Linked DNA regions of Homo sapiens: region 2 is linked to region 1. Evidence: chromatin loops called from intact Hi-C (ENCODE). Cell type or tissue: MCF 10A. All regions are shown on one strand. Each heading gives the region's core, and the rest is flanking DNA. Links, peaks and the distances in the headings are about the cores only. Region 1 overlaps LOC124901692 (a long non-coding RNA gene). Region 2 has its middle 35 kb from the start of SRI.

What was found. Peaks named below come from ENCODE experiments on the same cell type or tissue, not always from the same donor. Only the 100,000 strongest peaks of a DNase experiment are listed, where the experiment ranks them.
Region 2: a loop joins it to region 1, with 2.1 times the contacts of the local background. A loop is called at or near these places in 6 of 110 quality-filtered maps.

What each region holds. Positions count from the first base shown.
Region 1 is chr7:88,313,590-88,316,507 of GRCh38, forward strand. All of the region lies in intron 1 of LOC124901692 (a long non-coding RNA gene), which reads left to right. Among named protein-coding and RNA genes, the nearest start is that of STEAP4, 8.2 kb to the left of the region's middle. In MCF 10A, for the core only: no CTCF peak of the experiment used is centred there; no DNase peak of the experiment used is centred there.
Region 2 is chr7:88,253,546-88,256,463 of GRCh38, forward strand. No RefSeq gene overlaps it. Among named protein-coding and RNA genes, the nearest start is that of SRI, 35 kb to the left of the region's middle. In MCF 10A, for the core only: no CTCF peak of the experiment used is centred there; a DNase peak (open chromatin) is centred at 1,356.

The DNA of each region.
Region 1 (2,918 bases), core at 169-2,668:
CGCACCCATGCCCACCTCCTTCACTTGCTCCCCTTTACTCTGCTGTCTGTTATTTCCACGGCACTCATTACTTTCCGACATACTGTCCTTTATTTATTTATTACATTTAGTGTTTTTCTTTCCTCTGGAACTCATGAGCCATGAGCACAAAGATATTTTGGGGTAATTTTCGCCCTACTGTATATGTACCACGTACAATGGTGACCGGCACATAGGGTCTCAATAAATATGTTGAATGAGTGAATGAATGGTTTGAAGGGAAAATGATGGACTGGTAGAAATCTATAAAATAAGTATGCAGATATATAAGATCTTTGAAACCATTCATGTCAAAAATGTATTGGTGAGGTTAAACCAGTGCTTCCCTAGCTAAAGCAGAATGCTCAAGTAACTGCCTCTACTGATTGCCAGTTTGTGCTTAAATTTGCTCAGAAAAGGCCAGATGCCTCCAGCTACTTTATCTCTTGCTATTCCCAGGGTTCTGCTTTTTTTTCAGACTCCTTTTTAATCTATAACGTTTTCATTTAATTACTTCTTTCCCAACTCCATATCTCCTGTGTCTGTAATAGCATTCTGTAGAGTTCCTAAGCCCTTTTTTTTTGGAAAGGATCTCTGTAGTAAGATATTGCTTACTAGGTCCCAGGAGTCAGCTTTTATAAACAGTCTGTGGAAGAATGTGCAGCATTCATTATATAGAAGGAAGTGGAGACTTCCCTCTTCACATAACAGAACTGTACAGCAGCTGCCGAAAGAGTTTTGATGCCTCAGACCTGTCATCTTATTTTGCGTGTGTAATAATTACAGGAACGAGGATGTGGACATGTACTATCAATTAGTGTTAAGTAAAAAAAAAAATTTAACAGTAAAAAAAGGAAGTGAAGAAAAACAAAATAAATGGCTATTCTACCAGTCCTCTTTAGATAACTGCTTTGGTTGGGCTGTTGGCTATTTGGGAATAGTCTTAATTTGTGCTTTCTCGCATTTTGTATAGCAGTGATTATATCATAGATTTTACACATGAGAAAGGCCACACAGGAAAGAATCTTTAGAAGCAGGGGGAGGTAGGTTATAAATTTTTATTCAAATGTGAATTAATTAAAACCCCAAATCAGAACTATTTTAACATTGAAATTAAATCCTGGGCCACTCATAACTTTATGACTATTCCACAAGAAGATTGTTCATAAGCAAGAGAAGTATCTTAATTGAACACTAGAAATTTAAATACAGAAATTTGTCAAATCTTGTCAAAATCCATTGGCTAGAAATAAAGGATTATTATTGTCAGTGGTTGACTTCTGTCAGCCCTGGTACCCCCTTTTCCTCCTCAAAGAGTAAAGCTTCACTTGTCTAGAGGGAAGGAAGCCAAGGAAAGGACACGAGAAATCCAAACAGATTCAGTCAAGTTCATGGACTTCAATCTAGGTATGCCCTCAAGTATCTAACTAAGAAATGCGTTAGTGAATTCTAGGAAATCTAGTTTTCAGCCTCCTGTGCCTGAAAGGAACAGAGGAAAAAGACAGGTAAACTCTAAAAAGCAGACTCAAGGACTCCAAATACAATTGTCTAGGATAACTTACTGTATGAGCAAAACAATCAGGAAATACTGAGGAAATTACCATATATGTCATACCAGAATTAATTTTTATATTGATCACCCTTTATGACCAGAAAAAAACAAAATTGTTTAGTCTACATGAATAATATAAGAAATGGTGTAAAAATAATCTTAATAGCATTTCGATCTCAAATGATTGTAAAGTAATAAAAAATCTTATGTCAGTTTTTGATACTGATCTTTTCTATCCACCTTCCTTCTCACTTAGATGCTACTCATATGGTCACAGCATCCACCTTTTCCTTACTAACAGTCACCACATTTTCATTTCAAACGTCTCATTTTCTGATCATTCTCTCTTATCCATCCAGCTCACTTACGCTGCTTATCCCACTCTTGCAAGTTACCAACCTTATAAAGTCTTCTAATCCCCTGCCTTTGTTATTTATTTTTATATTCATCATATTCATCACATTCTCTATCTTTCACTTCCTTCTTACCAGCTGTGATTTCACATACTGTTATGACGATTTTCTTACAGATGTTTCTTGATTACCTTGGCCATCTCTTTGCCACTTCCTTGCCTGGCAAAATTTCAACACTAGTTATATTGAAGTGACTGCCTACTTTGCATCTTCACCCAAGCAGCTAAATGTTACTGGAGAAAATAAAATAATTGTTGCTAGGTTTAGTTATTTCAAAACCATGACCACAAATGTCAGGGCATATTACACTTAGTGGCATCCTACTATACCTGTGGAGCCATATTCCATTTCTAACTCTCTAGAATGATTTCTTAAACCTCTTCTAGTTCCTTTACTCACTCACTCACTCACTCACTCACTCACTCACTCACTCACTCACTCACAGGTTATGATCCCACCATAATCTAATTTTCCCACCTCTAGTTCTACCAGCTCACTATATTCATGCCCACATACTCTTCCAACTCTCATTGCTGTAAGGCTATTCCCTCCTGATGTGCTTTGGATTCCCACCCCATACCATCATAAAGAATTCACTCCTCCAGGCCAGATGCAGTGGCTCATGCTTGTGATCCTAGCACTTTGGGACACGGAGGTGGGTGGGTCACTTGAGGTTAGGATTTCTAGACCAGCCTGGCCAACATGGTGAAACCTTGTCTCCACTAAAAATACAAAAATTAGCCGGGCGTGGTGGCGTACACCTGTGATCCCAGCTACTTGGGAGGCTGAGGCAGTAGAATTGCTTGAACCTGGGAGGTGGAGGCTGCAGTGACTGGAGATTGTGCCACTGCTCCAGCCTGGGTGACAGAGAGAGACTCTGTCTAAACAACAACAACAACAACAACAATTCACTCCTCCAATTTCCCTCACTTTTT
Region 2 (2,918 bases), core at 146-2,645, 60 kb before region 1:
ACACTTTTTTCATATGTTTTCATGTTATTAGTTATTATCTTTTCACTTCTGCTTGAAGCACTCCTTTAAGCATTTTTTGTAAGGTCAGTCTTGTGGTGACAAATTCCCTCAGCTTTTGCTTGTCTGAGAAAGTATTTATTTCTTCTTCATTTCAAAAGGATGGTTTGCTGGGTCTAGTATTCCTGGTGAAACTATTTTTTCTTTTATGACTTTGAATATAACATTACATATGTTACACTCTCTCCTAGCCTGCAGTTTCTGCTAAGAAATCTGCTGATAGTCTAATGGGGCTTCCCTTATATGTTGACATTTTTCTCTTGCTGCTTTTAGAAACCTCTCTGTGTCTTTGACTTTTGACAATTAGATTATAATGTGCCTCAGAGAAGACCCCTTTGGGTTGAATCTATATGAGATTCTCTGAGTTTAATGGAACTGGATGTCCACAACTCTCCCAATACTTGAGAGGTTTTCAGCTATTATTTTGTTTAAAATTTTTTTCTGTGACTTTATCTCTTCCCTGTCTTTAACTCTCTTATTGTAAATATTTGTTCATTTAATTGTGTCCCATAAATCCTCTAGGCCTTATTGGTTCTTTTCCATTCTTCTTTCCCCATTTTTCCTCTGTTATTTCAAAAGAGATGTCTTCAAGTTCAGAAATGTTCTTCTGTTTGATCTAGTCTGAGGTTGAAGCTCCCTGTTATATTTTTATCTCATTCATTGAGTTCTTCAGTTCTAAGATTTCTGTTTGGTTCTTTTTTTATATTTGTCTCCTTGTTGAATTTCTCATTCAGGCCATGAATTATTTTTCTGATTTCATTGAATTGTCTACCTGTATTCCCTTGCATCTCACTAAGTTTCCTTAGAATTGTTATTTGAATTCCTTTTTAGGCAACTATATGTTTCCATTTCTTTAGGGTCAGTTACTAGAGCATCATTGTGCTCCTTTGGTGATGTTAAGTTTCCTTGCTTTTTCATGTTTCTTGTGCTCCTGTGTTGATATATGCGCATCTGGTAAAATAGTTGCCTCTTCCAATTTTATGGAGTGGCATTTGTATTTTATAGACAGACTTTCACCTACAGATGTGTCTGAGGGTATCAGTTGGGTAGCATGTGTATTGGCTTTGGTTCTGGGTGGGCACAGTAGGGGTCTCCATGCAGTTTCTTCAGCTGTAGTCAACTTTGGTAATGCCTGAGTGCTTTGGTGGCATAGGCTGCAGGAGTTTGTGTGGCTAGGCTGCCAGATAGGGGTGGGAGCTCCTCTGGGAGCAACATGCCTGCCTGGTGAGTAAAGGGCTTGGTCCATCAACTCAGGGTGGAGTCTTTCTGGGAGAACAGTACTTGGCTGGTGAGTGGACTGGTGGCATGTGAGGGGCAGTCTGCTGGTTTGGGGTGGAGCTTCCTTAGGAGCAGCATGCCTGCCTGATGAGTGTGCTGGCAGTATGTGTGGATAGGTTTGCTGACTTATAGTGGCTCTCCCTTAGAAGTGGAGTACCTGGGTGGTGATTGTGGGCCTGACTCGCAGCTTGAGGCAGGGCTCCTTTGGAATCAACGTGCCTAGCTTTTGAGCTTGCCAGTGACACACAGAGGCCATCTTATCAGCTCTGGACAGGGTTTCTATGGAAGTGGCATGCCCAGCTGGTGATCATGCCAGGGTACATGGGGACCACAATTTGCTGACTCAGAGGAGGGCCTCCCTGTAAGCAGTGCACTTTTCTGGTGAGCACTCTACTGGTGCATGGGGGCTGATTTGTCAGCTCAGGGTGGGCCTCCCTCAAGGCAGCATGCTTGGCTGGTGAATGTGCAGTTGGTCTGTGGGGGCCTGGTTCACTGGCTTGTGGCAGGACACCCCTGGAATTGGTGTATCTGGCTGGTGAGTGCATTGGGATATGCAAGGACCAGTCCACTGGCTCGAGGCAGGGCTCTCTTGGAAGTAGTGTGCCTGGCTGGTGATTGTGTTGACTGTGCATATGGCTGACCCAGACTAGGTTTCTCTGCTGGGCAGAATTATCTATTACTTTGGAGGCAGTAAGCTGCATGGGCTCTGGGGCCAGGTTGCTGGACCTAGGTTCCAACAGGCTGGGGTCAGGGTGCTACAGTCACTAAGATGTGAAAAGCAGAGATTGTCTCCTAGGCAACTTGTTCCCAGGGTGTGGGGATCTGTAGCAATTTGGTGATGGAATGGTGCACTTCTTTGTGTGAAGGTGGTATAATGGCATTTTAGCCTCAGAGATGAAAAGATGCAGTTCCTGGAGCAAGGTGCACTCTACCTGTTGTTCCGGTTTCAAGATGGGTCCTATATAGCTGCAGATTGGGTTGTGTGGGTCAGAGGGCACACAATGTGGGCTTCTTTTCTGGGGGCAGTGCAGCTATATGGATACCAAGCCCCTCCCCAAACTGGGCTCAAGGACTGTGAGGACTGAAGATTTCTCTGGAAGCAAAGACTGCAGGTGTTCATCACATTAATGGGGGGTGCTACAGGCCTCCTACATACCTTTGTCCATCAAGTGCCTTCTTGTTCCTAGATAATTCCAGCTGAGAAGATCACGTGGTGGAGGCAGGGTGTTTCTGTCTCTTCTGTATGTGGCCCTCCCTAAAGGTCTCCTTGCTCCACAGGTTTTCTCTCTTCCCTGCTGTACTGCAGTGTTCTCCCTCAAACACCCCAGTCCAATGTAATTTTCATTCATTGCTTTGATCCTGTCTTGTATGGTGTACTAGCATTATGCTCCTCTAGTCAGCTATCCTGCTCTGCCTACTGGTGCTTTCTTTTTTTGATTTTTGGATTGAAAACAAAGTTAATTATTTCAGTAATTAAACACCTAGAATATATCTTCTTTTCCTTTCATTTTGTTTTTGGTAACAGCTTTACTGAGATATAATTCATAGACCATGAGATTCATCCTCTTAAAGTATACAATTAA